Regions from separate parts of the Mus musculus genome. Here region 2 is linked to region 1. A link is a loop called in an ENCODE intact Hi-C map of the cell type or tissue named here. Cell type or tissue: heart. All regions are shown on one strand. Links, peaks and the distances in the headings refer to the core of each region. The heading gives the core; the rest is flanking DNA.

Region 1 (8,000 bases), core at 1-8,000:
CTCTGTGATAAATGGTCCTCCAGCAAGGCAAGGTCCCAGGTATTCATTAAAGCAAGTAGCTTAGCTTCTGTCATAGAGGCTTTTCCATTTAGAAGCACCTCAGCCCAGACCCCGCTGTTCCTCTGCTGAGACACCTCTCGCTCTCCCTGACTATACATAGAGGGCTTTAAAGAGGAGATTAATGGTTCTGCACAGCACATAAAAATGTAAACTGAAAGGTTGGGGAAGATGTAGAGCAGCGCTGAGAGTCAAAGATGAGATTGGTGAGCAGAGGCGCACAGGCCACGGTGCTGTGGGGATCACCTTGAGGAGGCTGAAGCCCTGCACAGGAGGAAGCAGATCCTCAGTGCTCCCACAGTCCTCTGTGCATTCTGAAGGACTAGGGCAATGGGAATGGAGGGACCCTGCCCCCCGAAATGGTTCTCTTTAATGTGCAATATGTTTTATGTGCATTTGTGAGTGCATTAAATAACCTTCCTATCTAGTGACTGTTATAACCACTGCATAGCTATGAGCACCAATGATATTTCAAGGTGTCTGCAACAACTGTGGTATTTCAAGAAAGCACAGTGGTTTCTGCTGAGGCACAAGTGCGGGTGTTGCTAAGGTTGACTCCAGCTTAACTGTTCTTCCTATCCTTGCCCTTGCTTGGAACTAAAGGAGATGTTCCAAAGAGAGCTGAGATGTTTGAGAGGGATGGTGACATGGAACCCTCTCTGCCATCCAAAGTTGTGGACCTGGAGTTTAAAATTCTTGCCCTCACACTGTCTGGCAGAGCCTCTGTATCTGATTGCTTTGCTGACACTAAGTAGCAACACAATTGTGAGTGGGAACACCTAGCAATACAGTGTGAGCAAACTAAGTAGGGAAACAATGTGAGCAAACAGGTAGTGGTCTCGCTGGGAAAGGTGGTCCCTGAAGCTCTGGGGATTGTGCTTCTCTCACAGGTCCGCCAAGTTTCACCACCTCAGGAGAGGAGAGCTGATCACCCAGGGAGCTCTCCAGAGGATGCTTCTTAGATCCTCTGTGTAAACTCGCAAAGACGGAGAGGGAACAATCAGATATACCCATGATGATACCTAATGTCATAGTCTGTTCTTCATGACACATTAAAGAATGTAAAATTATAGATGCTTAGAAGCAGGGTTTTGCACTCCCATGTCAAGAAACGGTGGCTTTCAGGCCTTCCAACCTCTATCCTTAACATCAGCATCCTTCCCTTCAGCAGACACTACTTGAGACTCACCCAGAACAGTTGTCTATAACATGTTATAGACTGAGAACTTTTTAGAACCAGAAATTCTGTCTCCACACGCATCTATTTGCATGATGTTAAAGAACTTTGCTGTTTAATTTAGAGGATAGTGCTTAAGGTCCCCACTGTGACTACTAGCTAAGGAAATTGCTTTTGAAGTGACTTAATGGCTTGTTTGCTCTGATAACCAACACATACAATTAACTCATCGTAACCCCAGGAGTCACCGGCTAAACCTTCATTGGTTTTACTGTTCTGTTGTGTAAATTGTATTAGGTGACTCTATGGGCATCTTTGGTTAGCAGTGATTGACTCTTTCGGGATACCACATCCTTCACAAACAATTCTTCTTCCTAATGCAAAACACATAGCTCCCCAGCAGGAAGCATCATCGTAGGCACGGTAAGACTTTAGTGTCAGTCTGTCTGTCTTCTCTGATGGTTGATTTGGAGAAATTCTGTTTAAGACTAGACAATCGTCTTTAAGGTAAAAAGTAAGAGCTGAGGATCAGAAATTGTGGTTTCAGGTACCAGTTGCTTTGTTGTGTGTTTATTCTGATCGGTGCCTGGTGAATTCAGACACTCAGTGGTTGGAAGGTGGCTTCAGGCCTTGGAGTCACCCTGATGTTCTGTGACTGTATCCTACAGACTCAGTCGCTGGCCGGCGGGGATCCTCTAAGAAACTGAGTACAGCTTACTGCTGTTGACTGTTGCTTGGCTTTTCCCAGCTACTCAGGCTCGTGAGGAACAGCTCACTTATTCAGTATTTGTAGACCCCTTGATGGAGCACTGGGAGTGTGAACATGTTACTCTTCTCAGTCCTTCATTGGCAGGAGCTCCAGATTACTGGGCGTCCCGATAAAGTAAAGAAACCAAGCATGAGCTCTGTTTATTGTTTACTGTGATCCTGGTGCCATAAAGTCACTTCTCCAAAGTAATTCCCAAGAAACTTCTTCCTGCCAACAGATGTTAAGTGAGAGGCTGGGCAGTACAAGAAGCACGGCCTCTCTTCCCTGTGCAGACTGGGACGCTCCGTTGCTGTTTCTCTTTTCAGCTTGGCAATACCAATAAACAAAAATGAAAAGATGCTCCGGTCGCCCACTTCGCCACTCTCAGACACATGTAAACACAAATACGCCAGCGAGGACCTGACTTCTTCCAGCCGACCTCACGGCAACGGGTTGTTGACTTCAGCGTCTTCCAACAAAGAGCCAAAGGCTGAGAGTCAGCTGCAGACGATTGCTGGGGACCTCACGGTTTGTCAAGGCCCTTTCTTTCTAAATAAACCCAGTGAAACTGAGCCCGCCACTCTGTCCCTAGCCTAGAAATCCAGATTCTCACGGGGACTGTGGCAGCAGCACACACCTGTGATCCTAGCATTCAGCAGGCTGAGGTAGTTCAAAATCAGCCCAGATTTATATATTAAGACCTTATCTGGAGAGAGACAGAGACAGAGACAGACAGAGAGACACAGACAGGGAAACACAGAGAGAGGGGGGGGGAGAGAGAGAGAATCCTTAAACCCTACCCTAGATCTACTAAAGGAGAAGCTAAGTCAGCGATCTGTTTTAGCAGGCTTCCATATGATTCTGTTATGTATCTAAATTGGGAAAAATACAAGCCCAGGTCCTCCACCCATGGTTACTATTTGAACTTGAGAAAGTTGCCTAACCCACCCAGTCTTTTCTCCCATCCATGGAAGGAGCATAAGACACCCTTTTTTATATTACCGTGAGAACAGAATTGACAACGGTGCAGAAGTCCTCAGCTTGATCCCTAGACATGCACAGGCTGAGCATCCCTAAGCCACAGGGTTCCAAGATCTGAAACTTGCTGAACACCAACATAATTCTAATTCTGCAATCGGGTCATTCCACACCTGACTTCCTCCTAGGATAGATTCACAAAACTGTTTTAAAACATACAGCATACAATTGTTTTAATGTATATCTAATCACTACATGCGTGGGGAGAAAAACAGACGAGTTTCATACTTAGACTTGGGTTCTACCTCCCAAAAAAAATCACTTGTGGTCCCCAGTATTTTGGATAAAAAAATACACAACCTGTTACTTTTTCTTTATTGAAACAAAATCACCATCATGTCTAGTACAGAGCAGAGTGATATTCTCTGGGTTAAAAGGTATCTGTCGCTCTCTCGGCCAAGTAGCCATGCCTCAGTGGCTTCTGTCTCATTTTTTATTTAGAAGGCATCTCACAACAGTTCTGAAAATGGCACCCTCCATAGCAAGTCACGGCCCCAGACGGAGCCATGGTCTCCAGGTTCCAATGGCCACAGGGACTGCAAGAGACAGAAACTGATCTTCGATGACATGTAAGTTTTAATATGGTGAGGGGGAAGGACGTAGAAAAAGATCGCTGCCTCCCATTTTTGATGTGGCTATTTGCCCTTGCACGATACGGTCACTTAAATGTCCTTCTCAAAGGAAGCCCTAACTTTGTGGCCACCCCTGGGTAAACAGGATCACCAGGGATAATGGGTTTAGCACCCAAGGCCTCAAGAAACTGAGGCAAACTGAACTGATGGGCCTATTTCTTCTTTAATTATGTATGTATCTGTCTGGGTATGTGTCCATGAGTGTGGGTATTCGTGGATCGCTCGCCCAATGTGGGTTCTGAGACCAAACGCAAGCCCTTTGCAAGAGCAGGGTATACTCTTAACTGCTCAGCTCTCTGTCCAGCCCCCGGTGAGTCTTATTTCTAAGGATATGGATTAAGGGATATCAGATTTACAGAACCAAAAGTGCTTCTTAGGATGGCCAAAGAATAATGTTGATTTACCCCTGAATGCTGTTTTCTGGCAAGATGTGGGTTCTTTGTAACAGCGTAAACAGGCCTGATACAGAACAACCAACCCCACATCATCTGTCCACTTCTACTGCTAAAACCTGAATGCATCTCCCATAGCCAGCACCAGCTCGCAAGGAGAAAGGAGTGGAAGGTGAGTAAGAAGACTGGCCAGCCATGCTCTGGAGACTGAAGATAATTTAGTGTTCCAGGGAGAAAGCAGGTGTCAAGGAGGCAGAAGGTGGAGTTTCATGAGTTCAGCTTGAATCCTGCCTTCAGTTGTTAGCTGACCCAAAAGCATGCAGTACAATGCATGTCCACATGTGGCAGGATAAATGAAGTCTCCAGAAACAGCAGGCAGGAGATTCCTGCCCTCCGGTGGCTTACAGTTCAACTGCAGTGACAGACTATAAGCCAAAAGCCCTCTGAAAGTCAGACTATAACGTGCTCTCAAGATATCCCAGCCCGTTCTCAGAAAGATCAATAATACCAGTGATGACTGCCTCCCTCGTTTGGGGTGCCACACAAGCAGCAACATCTGGGGAACCCCAGGCACCCTGCTGGGATCACAGCCCTGCTCACTGTTTGACAGCCCTCCCTCATCCTCACCCAAGTATAGAATGTGTTGCCTGCTTCTCTGTCAGACCTAAGTCGAGTAGTAATCTTTTACGTATTAATTAGACTTTTATACATTAACCAGGGCACAGAGTTCTAGGGTTGGAAGCCAGATGTGTCATTTAAAAATCACGTGCTAAGGTAACTGAATCTGGGGAGCGAGGGAGGTCTCCCTTCCTCATCTGGTTACTGGAACTGCGTGCCAGCTCCCTGCATGCAGCCTTCCCCTCCCGTCCCCTCAGCTGCTCCAGCACCCACTTTAGTCGCTTTCCCTTTGCTGAGCTCATTGGCCCTTGGGACGGCAGTCAGGTGGTCTCTCTCGGACTTTGTGTGGAAATTGTCCCTGTGAATTTTAGTCATTTTTGAAAACAGACACAATTAGAGTGATAATTAAGGTGATCGTAGCATTTGTGGTTTCGACTCATAGCTGGTAACAGAAGTGTTAGGCACTGGGGTGCCCAAAACACCAAATATTTCTAGTAGATGATATGGGGAGCATAGTAAAGATAAGAAGAAAAAACAAGTATGTATGAGAAAATAAGTTTAATGACTTCCCCAGTGGTCAAAATAGAGGGCTGAGTCAGAAAGAGCAGCCCAATATGTGAAGTTTCTAGAACTTTTTATGAGTGGAAATGTTTCTCGTTATATTCCTTGTCTGTACCAGTGAAGAGGCTGAGCCTGTTGGCAGGCCGTGTAGCTCTGGCTGTTGCCTGTGCTGGGACTGTTTGTTCTCTTAGGGATATGGTAGAATGAAATGGAAAAGCACTCTTCCACACCCCCCTGCATGGAGAGGAGTGTCCACTTACCCCCAAATGATTTGCAATCTCTGTTAGAAAAATAAACACACAACAGAAACAGCCACTGGCCTAAGAAAGCTGTGGGAAGAGTCTAAAAACTCGAAAGGCCAAGAACCAACATTGTCTCTCCCTTTAAGCCATGAAAATAGCTGTCCCTCGAGAGACCAAAGTCACCTAACATGCAAAATGTCTTACACACCCAGCTGCTATATACAAAGCACCTACTATGTGCCAGGTACAGGCAACAGCCAGGATATACTGATGAGTTCATTCTGTTATTCTCCAGAGTCAGAGGAGAGAAGCCCATGGTGGACCAATACAACCACCACTACTGTGACTATGGTCACACCTGCTCCTCTTCCCGCCCCTTCTCTTCCCTCTTAGTTCCTTATCTTAGTTCCCATCAGCTTTTCCTCTTCTTCCCCCTTCATGTGTACTCCCACATCCCCCGTTCTTCCTTCCCTTCTGTCATAATTAGTTCTAACTTGACACATCTGGGAAGAGGAAACCTCAGTTAAGCAACTGTCTCCATAAGAAATGGCCTGAGGCTATGTTTATGGGGCGTTCTCTTGAGTGTCCGTTGGTGTAGGAGCCCAGCCCACTATGGGCAGTACCATCCCTAGGCGAGTGATGCAAATAAACCCTTCCTGCCCTCCCCTTTCCCATTGGATTTTTTCCTCCTCTTTTCCTTCCCTCCTCTCACTTCCTTTTCCTCCTCTCTCACTTCCTTTTCTTCCTCTTTTACCTGACATTTTCTGCCCTGGCAGCTTCCTGGTCAAGAAGGTCCTCAGCCCCTTCCACTTTCTTTGGCTTATCTTCACTGGGGCATCAATGGGGCCTGAGATGAACAGAAAAGCTGCCAGGAGAAGAAAGGGAGGGTGCCAGATCATTAGGGCAGAGCCACTGAGAAGCTGATAGGAAACAACTAGAAAGATCCAAAAAGTAACAGGTGCCACACTCTGGCTTAGTTAGTTTGTTTCATTCCTTGATTTAGTTATTTACTTTGCAACCCAGTCACATCTTCCCCTCTCCCTCTCCTCTGGGTCCTGGCTCTCACCAGACCTCCTCCACCCTTCTCCCCTTCTCCACAGAGGGGGACGACTCCCCTGCACATAGCTTTTTTTAAAAAAGGAAATTCATCCTTTTGTATTATAAATACTGTTAATGGTTGAATAAACATACAATTCAGACAACTGAAGCCACCAGGCTGTCAAGAATGGGTGCTGAATAAATATAGCTGACTTATAAATACCTTTCCCAGGGGAGGGCCTGGATCTTTCCATCTTTCTTTCTTTTCCCATAAACTTGCATGAAAGAGCGCTTAGATTCATGCCTTCCACACCTCACTTCCTATGTTTCTTACCAATTAAGCAGCAGTTAGTGCTCTGAGGATGCAAATGAACTGAAGGGGTTAGCTCTTATTTTAGAACCTGAATCAAGGTCGGCTTGCTCTTGGTAAGCTGCAGGCGCAGACTAGCAGCAGTCTGACAGCCCCTCCTCCCCTGACATTCCACAAAAGCATGAAAAGCAGGGACAATTACTACTCCACAGCCTCAGGAGGAAGGTGGAAAACAGACTTTTCTTTGAAAAGACAGGATCCGAGAATTTATATCAAGGAGCGGCGGTGCTTGGTTCAACCCGCAGCTTAGATGCTGGTCTTATTAGTGCAAAGCAGCGAGCTGTGTATTATTTGGTGTTGTAATTAGTGACAGGGAGCTTTGGCCGGGGAGAATTGAGAGAGATATGGCATGGGAAGCCTCAGTCCAGAAATACTGAATTCATGGAGCTACATGGTGAAAGGCTTGGCTAGGAATGAAGCCCGGCTCCTGCCAGCCGTATTGCTGTGTTAGAAGCCAGTGGGGCTGGAGGCCAGCACTGCCTGCTGCTCTCTGAAGGATGTACTGTCCTCTGCCCGTATTTCCATGGAAGAGGCGGTCACGACCAGAGCACCCAGCCCATCTACCAAATGTCCCATCTGTCCCCATGATGCCAGGAGCAGAAGCAGAGCTAGCTATCCCTCCTGAGCTGAATGAGGGCTCCCTGGAACACGCAGTACTGAAGGCCGTGAGCATGGTAAGTGTGAATGGCAGGAAGGGACTGGGGCTTACCATGTGTAAGGTAATTACATGGCGCACTCTCCTAGCTAAAAGGATTTTAATTTTATAGAGGAAGGGAAGATTCCTGCATATGAGAGGGTGAATCTCCCACAGCATGACTTAATCAAAGGAAACAAGTAGAATGTCTGCATAGGCCCTATTGTCATAGGCAGGGCACTCTGGGGACCTTTCCACAGCACTGCTGTCCTGAGGGAGACCTTGCTGCAGCAAAGCTGGACCCCACCTTTTTGTTCTTAGGGAACTGTTTCCATTGCATATTCAGGTTGGGTCCCTACTTTATTCTGATGGATGGAAAAACAGAAAGGTCGGATGGAAGGAAAAGGATACATCCTTCTCTTACTGAAACCTTCAGGCCCTGCTAAAATCGATTGCTGAAACATCCAACGCAGAGAAGAACAGCAGTGAGATG
Region 2 (8,769 bases), core at 323-8,322, 560 kb before region 1:
GTCTACTGTAACTGCAGAGGAGGAGCTGCCCATGGGAGGCTGGCCGACCCATGGGATTATGAAAGGATAACCACTGGCTACTGCTCCAAACCAGAGTAGGAAGGTTGTTTGTATAGCCAGAGGACACTGAAGAAGGAGGTGCACATGTGATGGCTTTTAAAGCAGTCTTAGACTCAGCTTGGCTCAGGCATGGACAGAGGTGAGATTCTTTTTTTCATTATTCCTAACATTTTTTTATTAAAATATAACTTCATTTTTCCTTCTCCCTTCTTCCTCCAGTTTCTGTCCCATGTGCTACCTCTGACCTTCTTGTTCCCTCTCAAAATCTTTTTAAATGTTGTTATTGTGATGTGTGAGTATACACACATATGTATACATACATGTGTGTACATGTACATAAGTATGTTTATGTATGTATGTGTACATACACACATGTATGTGTACATACATGTGTGTATACACACATATGTGTATGTCTTATGTATCTGTGTGTATACATACATATGTGTGTGTCTGTGTGTCTGTTTAAATATATAAATATATCCTTCTGAGTCCATTCAGGCTTGTTTGCATGGACATGGTTTCAGAGCTGATCACATGGTATTGGATAATCAATTGGAAGTCGTCTCCCCCCCCCCCCCCCCCCCCGTTATTCCTTGCTTCTCTTTAGGGTTTTTGTTTGTTTGCTTTGTTTTGTTTTGTTTTTGTCCAGGGGTGGGTGGGCTCCCATGAAGTTTCTATTGGTCTCATTGCTTGTTCGGGTCTTAATTAAGCCGTGGTACTGTTGACATATTTTGGGTGATCAGCTTCCCTGATGTTTTTAGGAGACAAAAACCTCACAGCCATCTTCTGGTCCCCTGGCTCTTACAAACTTTCTTCTCCCTTCCCTCTTCCTCAACAGTCTCTGAGCCTCCGATGCATGCATTTGTACATGTATCCATCGTGGGGGACATAGAGATTTTTTTAATGCACCCACAAATATTACCTGGGGGCAGGGTGGTTGACACACTGTTTGGGATCAGATTCATCACCTCATGCGTGGGCTCCTTGTATTACTTCTGAGAAGAGGCCCCCAGTGTTAGGAGTCTTTAAGAACCTGTGGTTTCAAAGAATGTTTGCAAAGCCACTCATAATTACACTAGGCGGTTGTAAGACACACTCCTGGCTTAGGGCAGAGTTGATTCTTCCAAAGAATCAGGGGAAGTGATAGAATTTAAGAAAAGAAGTGTAGATTTTTCTACTTATCCTATGTTGGCTCATAAAGGTAGCATTTCCCTCTTCAGTGCTCAGGGTAGGATTGACAAACCTCTGGTAAGATTAAATGGGAAGAAAATAAAACCTACATTCCAGAGGGAGCTGCCAGAACACTCATTCACCAGTCTCTTCTGCCCAGATGGCTTTGCCAGATGTGAGGTCGGGCCTTCCCTGGCCTACTTATAGCAAGTAGACCGAGCCTTGCTAAAAGGCACGCTTTGTCTCCAAAGCATAAAGGCCTGCTTGCCTCTCCACACCTAAGCTACCTCTGTCTCCAGAAAGCCAATCATCTTTTTTTCATGCTCTCTATGGTCATGGTCTCCTACATCTCTGGGCTAATTGTGCCCTGTGATGATGAAGGATGTCAATATGGACTTTTCCAGAAGGGAGAGAGGAAGCAGGGAGGTCCCCAGCTTCCCTCAGGTGAACCTGGATGGAGCCTGGAAAGTGAGTTTTCTGCTTAAGGTGAAGTAACTCATGCCTTATACTATCCCAAGCCTAAAGAACCGGGACACATTTGTAAAAAGACTCAGGCTTGCAAGGCATTTGCTTACTTGTGTGCCCCACACCCCAAAAAGCTCTCTGCAGAATAGAGGACACAAGAGTGGATGCCCAAAGGACTCCCCTTCCTTTCTCTTGCCACCTTGTTCTTTACAAAGGGTCACCGTGCTCTGGTTCCTGGGGAGCTGAGCGCATAACCACGCCATCCAAAAGGCTGCGTGGTTCCTTTGTGGCTCATCATTTGAAACAGGAAATAGCTAGGCAGTGAATTTCCCGCAGGGCACTGCCTGGAGAGAGCCAAGCAGCCTGTTCGGCCCTGTGGGGGTCTCCTTTTCAGCTCTGACCTCTTCAGAATACTTTTCTCTACAAAAGGCTGGAACTGAACCTCCTAGCTAGTTTCCATAGCAGGTCAGCCCCAAGCTCAGAATCAGAGCCAGGTCTCAGGGATGATCAGAGCTGGGCAGCCTGTAGGGGGCGCCACATTCCAAACAGAGAAAGGTAGTTTCCAGAGCTTTGAAAGGAGCTAAGCTTTCTCCATCGTCGGGTCAACAAATTTCTGAAGCTCAACTTTGATTCTAGAAATGATTTCTCTATGCAAAATTTTAGGATAGGAAAATCTAGAGAGAAAAAAATGGTCTAGGGGATGGTGGGTTTTCTTCTCCCCATGCAGTTAAAGATGATCCCGTGCTTGATAATGTGAGTAATTAAACATTACTGTTAGAATGTCTCTGTATTGCCTACCAAGTGGGCCCAACTTTCTGACATGATGACAGGATGTTATCTATGTAATATCATGTAATACAGTTGCCAAAAAAATCACATCACAGATACACACACACATCATATATATAAGATGCCATACACACACACACACACACACACACACACACACATACACACACACACACACATATATATCTTACTGGCCATATAGATGGTATACATATCTTATTGGTTTTATATATATATATATATATACACATATATATATATATGTATATATATATATATATATATATATACATACCCTTACATATAACCATATATATAGTATATATACGCATTTCTGTATAGTTGCATTTAAGTTACCCAGATGATAAACTACTCTCATTCTTGAATAGCCATCAAGATTCATCCACTGTTTTCATGGAAATATGTATGAATGGAAGACCTAGAGGCTTGCCCCCCCCACAAATGTCTAGTTTGGGTGCCCATCAAAGCAGAATGAACCCACACCACAGTCATGCTGGCAGGTTCTGCTCTGAGGAGACACCCTCCTAGTTTAGCAGCATTCCGCGTCCATTGCAGGGCAAAGGCTGAGGAGGGTGTAACTTCCTCAGCGATTCGGTGTCCTGTAGAACTGGGGGAGGGACGAAGAACAGGACAGGGATAGTGGCTTCATCACCAGGTAATCTGAAGTACTCCTTGGATTCTAGTAGAATTGTCTGGAATGGAACTTTGGAACCCTTCACCTGAGAATGGGAGACGGCTCACTGAGTCCCCTGCTAGTCTCAGGGTGTGATTGTCATGCACATGAAGATGAAAATCTGTGAGACAGCTCTCATGGACTATCCATACTCAACATCCAGACAGAAAGGTTTGAGGGAGCCGTGATGTGGGCAACACAGTTGGTTCACACTCAACACAATGCTGGTTTCACCGAGCAAAGACCAGGCTTCTGTGTCAGGTCCTGGCTTAGGAGTAAAGCCAGGAAGAACTCAGGGGGTTCACAGAGAGGCCCTAAACCTGTGGGCCTCAGCAGAGAACTGGGTAGTACTCAGATCACAATTTGCCACATGTGGACAGAACACCAGGAATACATTGTAACTTGCAACATTTTAGAACAGTTAGCAAACAGCTGGATGCCCTGTTCTCAGTGAGTTAGGCCAGAGCGTCAGCAAAGCAGGTTTTGTTATGGAGGTCAGCAGAAAAATAATCGGGTTGAGTACAGCAGTATATTCAAAAGTGCATCTCCATCCAATGCTGTGGGTTGGTTTCACTTCAGAAGCAGAATGAGGAGGAAAAAAAACCTTCTTTAGGAACTTTCCAGAGCTTCAGATATGGAGGGCACCGAAGCAATGCTGCTTTTCCCTCCGCGGCAAAAGACAGGCACATGCTCTGCGCACTCTCACATCACCAACACAAAATTTGCATTAAAAAAAAAATCCTGGGGTTTGTTGTTGGTATTTGGCTTCTAAATGGAAGGGAAAAGGCTGGAAAATGGGTAAGAGTTTTCCCAGAAAAACTCAAGCGAGTCACAAGAAAGCAAAAAGGGGGCATGTAGAGGGGATGCATACGGGCGTGTGTGAGGAGGAGGGTCCGTGACACCCTTAACTAGGTCTAAAGAACAAGTTCTTTCACTTGAAGACAAGGCGAGGTAAGGAGAGAGAAGATGCAGAGAAAGTGATCCTGACCCTTTTAAAAAAGAGGAGCCTCGCAGCGGAGGAAGCAAGTTCTTATTCCCCGCCAGTAGAGGGCACTGTCGAGCAGATTTTGGCTGCTGCTTGGCAAGGGGTCTTGCAGGGAGCGGGGCTGGGGCCAGGAGCGGTGATTGCTCAAGTGGATGGAAGGCGTGTTTCTTAGGGTGCCACTCAGAGTGTATGAATACCAGGGGCGGATTTGCATTTTTAAAAACGTTATGCTAATATATTAATATCTCATAGCAACAGAGAAAAGCTGTGGGCCTTCCATGGAGTCCCCGATTCTCTCCACAAACCCTTCTGACAGGTAGCGATTTATATAAAATGCTCGGAGGAGGCTGTAAGAGATTGTGATACATATTTCATAATATTTTCTAGCACAGCACTTGATCTCACGGGCAGATTCATGAAAATGCAGTATTTATTATACAATATCCATGTTTTATTAAACCTGGTTACATAGCAAGGGAGACATTTGTGGCAGAAGCCTCAAGGCTAAGCTGGGGCTTGGAGGGGGGGGGGCACAAACTCCCAAGAGCCCAAGAAAGAAGCCAGATGTTGAATGGTATCGTGGGCCCAGGGCTCTGTCTATAACCTCCCTCCCATAGCCCTGGGGAGGCCCTAGCTACCCTGATGAAAGGAACGGGCTCACCGCTCTCCCACTGGCCACAGAACTGAGCAGAGTATTAATAACACGTTCAAAGACAGAGGCCCTCTATCTTATCAGAAGTAGAAGGGAGTCTAGCTTGTTATCCAGTCTGCCGCCCCCAACTTATCTTTGGAGCCACATGGTAGAATGCATCCTTCAGTCTCCTCAGCACTGCAAGGCTCCCATCCAACCTGCCCTCCTGGAAACCTTAGAAATCTGAGGAGGGTTTGCTTCACACAGGGCGCTGTGGGCCAGGAATCAATCGGTCTGGCTCCCCTCTGATCTCCCAGGGCTGTGCGCATGCGCATGGGGCCCCAGCAGCTGGGGTAACTCTACTCCCACAACCGTTCCTTTCTTTTCCTGGACAAGATTTATACAGCACGGTTTAGTCTTACACAGACCGACATTCCCGAGGGGAGGGGGGCTGAACTCCCATGGACCACGGCCCTTCTGCTCCCTACAAGCCAGCTTGAAGATGGAGGTTTAGATAAAGCTGGGTTGATACTCAAGGAAATGGGATTTTGTATGAGACAAGGACTCACTTTAAATGACTTGATGGATTGTGTTGACCCTTGAGAGCCAGCGACCTTGCTGCCGCTGTCCATTCTTTCCTGATGAGTTGGGTGGACAGTGTCACAGTGTAAGAGGCCCTCTCCCAGAAGACAAGCGAAAGGTCTTGAAGACCTCTTGATAGAGGTGGGGTCATGAATGGTAGCTGTGGAAAGGATGCTGAGAGAGCAAAACAGCAAATATGCATCCTTCGGGGCTTTGTTTGTTTGTTTGTTTGTTGTTTTTATTTTGTTGGTGAGGGGATTGGCCAGAGGCGTTTCCCAGAAATCAGCCACACACACTGGAGAAGCAGCTGTGCCTTTTCAACTCCGGAGTGTGTGTGTGTGTGTGTGTGTGTGTGTGTGTGTGTGTGTGTGTATGTGTAGGGTGTGCTGAGCCCACAGTGTCTGCCTTTTACTTACCTGAGATGCCAGCTCCAGACAGTCTTGGCCTGGAGGCTGATCTGAATAGTAATCAGTCTCTCCTGTCTCCCTCGCTGTACAAGAACCCAGGACACTAATAGCATCCCCAGGGAGTGCTGCTACTGGGAAGTGTCTGCTGGGTCTGTGGTGTCTGCGGCTGGGGCTCTCAGCTCACCTCATTCATCCTCCTGTGCAGCAGCTAGGATGAAAAGGATTTTCAACTTAGTTGGCAGCTTCATTAAAAGAAAAAAGGAAAGGAAGGAAGGAAGAGAAAAAGGAAGGAAGGAAGGAAGGAAGGAAGGAAGGAAGGAAGGAAGGAAGAAAGAAAGAAAGAAAGAAAGAAAGAAAGAAAGAAAGAAAGAAAGAAAGGAAGAAAGAAAGGAAGGAAGGAAGAAAGAAAAAAGAAGCGCTTGATTCTGTTGGTGCTAGTGGTATAACATTTATGTCTTATACAATTACTCAAAATCACTTTTGATAGACTCTCCATTTTATTTTGTTTGCTTTCAAACTCATTCTAGAAAAATGACTGAAGTCTACTGACATGTAACTCAGCACCTCAAGAAACTGTAACAATAGCCCAGTAGCCACTCCAAGTCTGTGTGTGACGGCCTTGCTTGCGTTGAGAGAAGCCATTTCCCACACAGATATCCCAAGTCTTGGGATATTCAAAAGGAGGTTTGGATACTCATAAAATGGGACGGAACATCCTTTCGCTGACTGGGCATTTGTACAGCTAGATATAACAGTCCCTATCCTGCTGCTGTGGCGTCACACACATTTAATCCCAGCACTTGGGAGGCAGAGTCGGGCTGATTTTTGTGAGTACCAGGCCAACCTGATCTATGAAATAAGATCCAGGACAGCCAGGGCTAAACAGAAAAATCCTGTCTCCTGTCTCCTGTCTCCTGTCTCCTGTCTCCTGTCTCCTGTCTCCTGTCTCCTGTCTCCTGTCTCCTGTCTCCTGTCTCCTGTCTCCTGTCTCCTGTCTCCTGTCTCCAAAACCAAACCACCAACACCACCACCACCACCACCAACAACAACAAAGAAACCCCAAAAGCCAAGGCTGCGCCCCCAGGGGTATTTTCTCAGGTTAAGATTCTCAATGGCTTCAGCCTAGGGTTTCTTTGGGCCCTGCAGGCTGGGACACAGCATAGGAAGACTGTGGCAAGAGAAGCGGGCTTTGGCTTGCTGGAGCTCAGGAATCCCTGTGGACTTCCTGTCTGCCCCACATCTGTCCCCTGACCTTCTGAGAGGCCACAGATCATTGCTTCAGGGTCTCCTGGAGAGGTTTCCATTCCCACAACTAAATCTATTCTATCAGAGTGTTTCCTTTGCCAAAGTCTAATTGATGTCCATTACGTCAGAGGGAATGCTATGACTTTAGTCAAAAGCAGTAAACTAGAAAAGACGGGCTGCATTACAGCCTTTCACTGTGTCCCGGGGCATAGACCCACAGGAAAGGCCCACCAAAACCAGATTGGGAAGATAGCTTTGTGCTATTTTACCACAAGGAGACATTCGCACACAAGGGCAAAGGCCCTACAAGCCGCACCAAATGGAGTCCACGGCCGCTCTTTTCTTCAGGAGCTTTGTCCTCACGGGCCTTAGGCTATTGGGGTGACGCGAGAGAAAAACTTCAGATATGGAATTCATGTTTCTGCTTCCACCCAGCACAGTACATATCAAATTACAGAGAAATCAGAATGTCTGCAGATAAAATTAGAGTGCAGAGTTTAATCAAGTCATCAGAGTAAATTGCCACGAAATGGGGAATGTTCTCATGGCCCTAATTCTGAACGCGTTCCTTAAACAAAGGACATCATGCTTTGATTCTATTTGTTCAGAGGCCTGTATTCTACTAATGCATGTTTTTCCAATATGATTTAGAACACAGGAGTGGTAAGTGAAAGTTAGGTCATTTTGTCAGATACGTTGATTTTCCAGCTGGCAATTACAGAGCTGAATAAGGCACGGCTCAATGTAACCGATACGCATTTAATCTGGTTACGATCTAGTATTTGGGATTTTGTGCTTAGAGTATCAGATCCCTGGGGCTTTGTGCTTATTTAGAGCCTGTCAATTAAGACACAAGTATCTTCCAGGAAGCCTGGAACTGCCTGATTCTCGAAAAGGAGGATAAATGCACAAAGACCCAGGGCTGTTTCAGGCTGGAAGCACGTAAGTCACCTCTTGGTCTATTCATGTAGCTTTACCCCTGAGATCAGAGGCAAACCGTCCAGGACTCCCCAGGCAGAACTTGAAAATGGGCAGTTACATTGGTTTCTGAGGATGGCCATGTTGAATTATCACAGACTGTCTCAGCAATGGGGGTTCATTCCCTCACACTCGGCTGAACATCAAGGCTCTGTTCCATGCTGTTCTCTGTGCCTTGAAGACTGGTGTCTTTATGATCACATGGTGTTAACCTCTGTGAGCGTTCAGATGCCCCCCTTGTATGTATGTATGTATGTATGTATGTATGTATGTATGTATGCATGCATGCATGCATGTAGGTGTATGTGTGTGTGAATGTGCAGGTATGGATGTACATGGATGTACTTGCATGTGGGAGGCAGGGATAACCTAGGCTATGCCACTGTCCTTCGGAATACAGTCTAGCTCGTCTGAGATAGGCTCTCTCATTGGCCCAGAGCTTATCAATAAGCTATGCCAGCTGGCTATCGAGCCATGGGGAGGCTCCTGTCTCTACCTCATCAGCACTGGGATAATAACTGTATGCCACCACACCTGGCTTTTTAAAATCTGGTTTCTGAATCAAATTCATGTGGATGTGCTTGTAACATGCGAGCTGCCCTCCAAGTCCCGAGTGCCCCCTATTTCATGGACAGAGCTCAGCATTGCTGACTGTACCTACACTCAGCCTATTCTAAATGTGCTCACATTATAATGTTATATGGAAAGTTGGTTGGCTTTTTCCTATTGCTACTGTTACTGTAGCCAAATTCTCCAGCCA

Evidence for each region. A loop is a pair of places that touch in the nucleus more often than their neighbours do. Peaks named below come from ENCODE experiments on the same cell type or tissue, not always from the same donor. Only the 100,000 strongest peaks of a DNase experiment are listed, where the experiment ranks them.
Region 2: it touches region 1 in a loop (2.9-fold over the local background); 3 of 42 quality-filtered maps call a loop at or near these places.

The regions. Positions count from the first base shown.
Region 1 is chr1:38,199,400-38,207,399 of GRCm38, reverse strand. Aff3 (AF4/FMR2 family, member 3) reads left to right here. Exons shown (of 22, transcript NM_001290814.1): 14 at 2,309-2,510; 15 at 3,462-3,589. Among named protein-coding and RNA genes, the nearest start is that of Gm16150, 16 kb to the left of the region's middle. In heart, for the core only: a CTCF peak has its summit at 4,421 (motif pointing left); DNase peaks (open chromatin) are centred at 5,409 and 7,369; H3K27ac peaks cover 1,166 bases.
Region 2 is chr1:38,763,519-38,772,287 of GRCm38, reverse strand. No RefSeq gene overlaps it. Among named protein-coding and RNA genes, the nearest start is that of Lonrf2, 69 kb to the left of the region's middle. In heart, for the core only: CTCF peaks have their summits at 2,224 (motif pointing right) and 4,228 (motif pointing right); a DNase peak (open chromatin) is centred at 5,117; H3K4me3 peaks cover 1,296 bases; H3K27ac peaks cover 3,268 bases; H3K27me3 peaks cover 735 bases.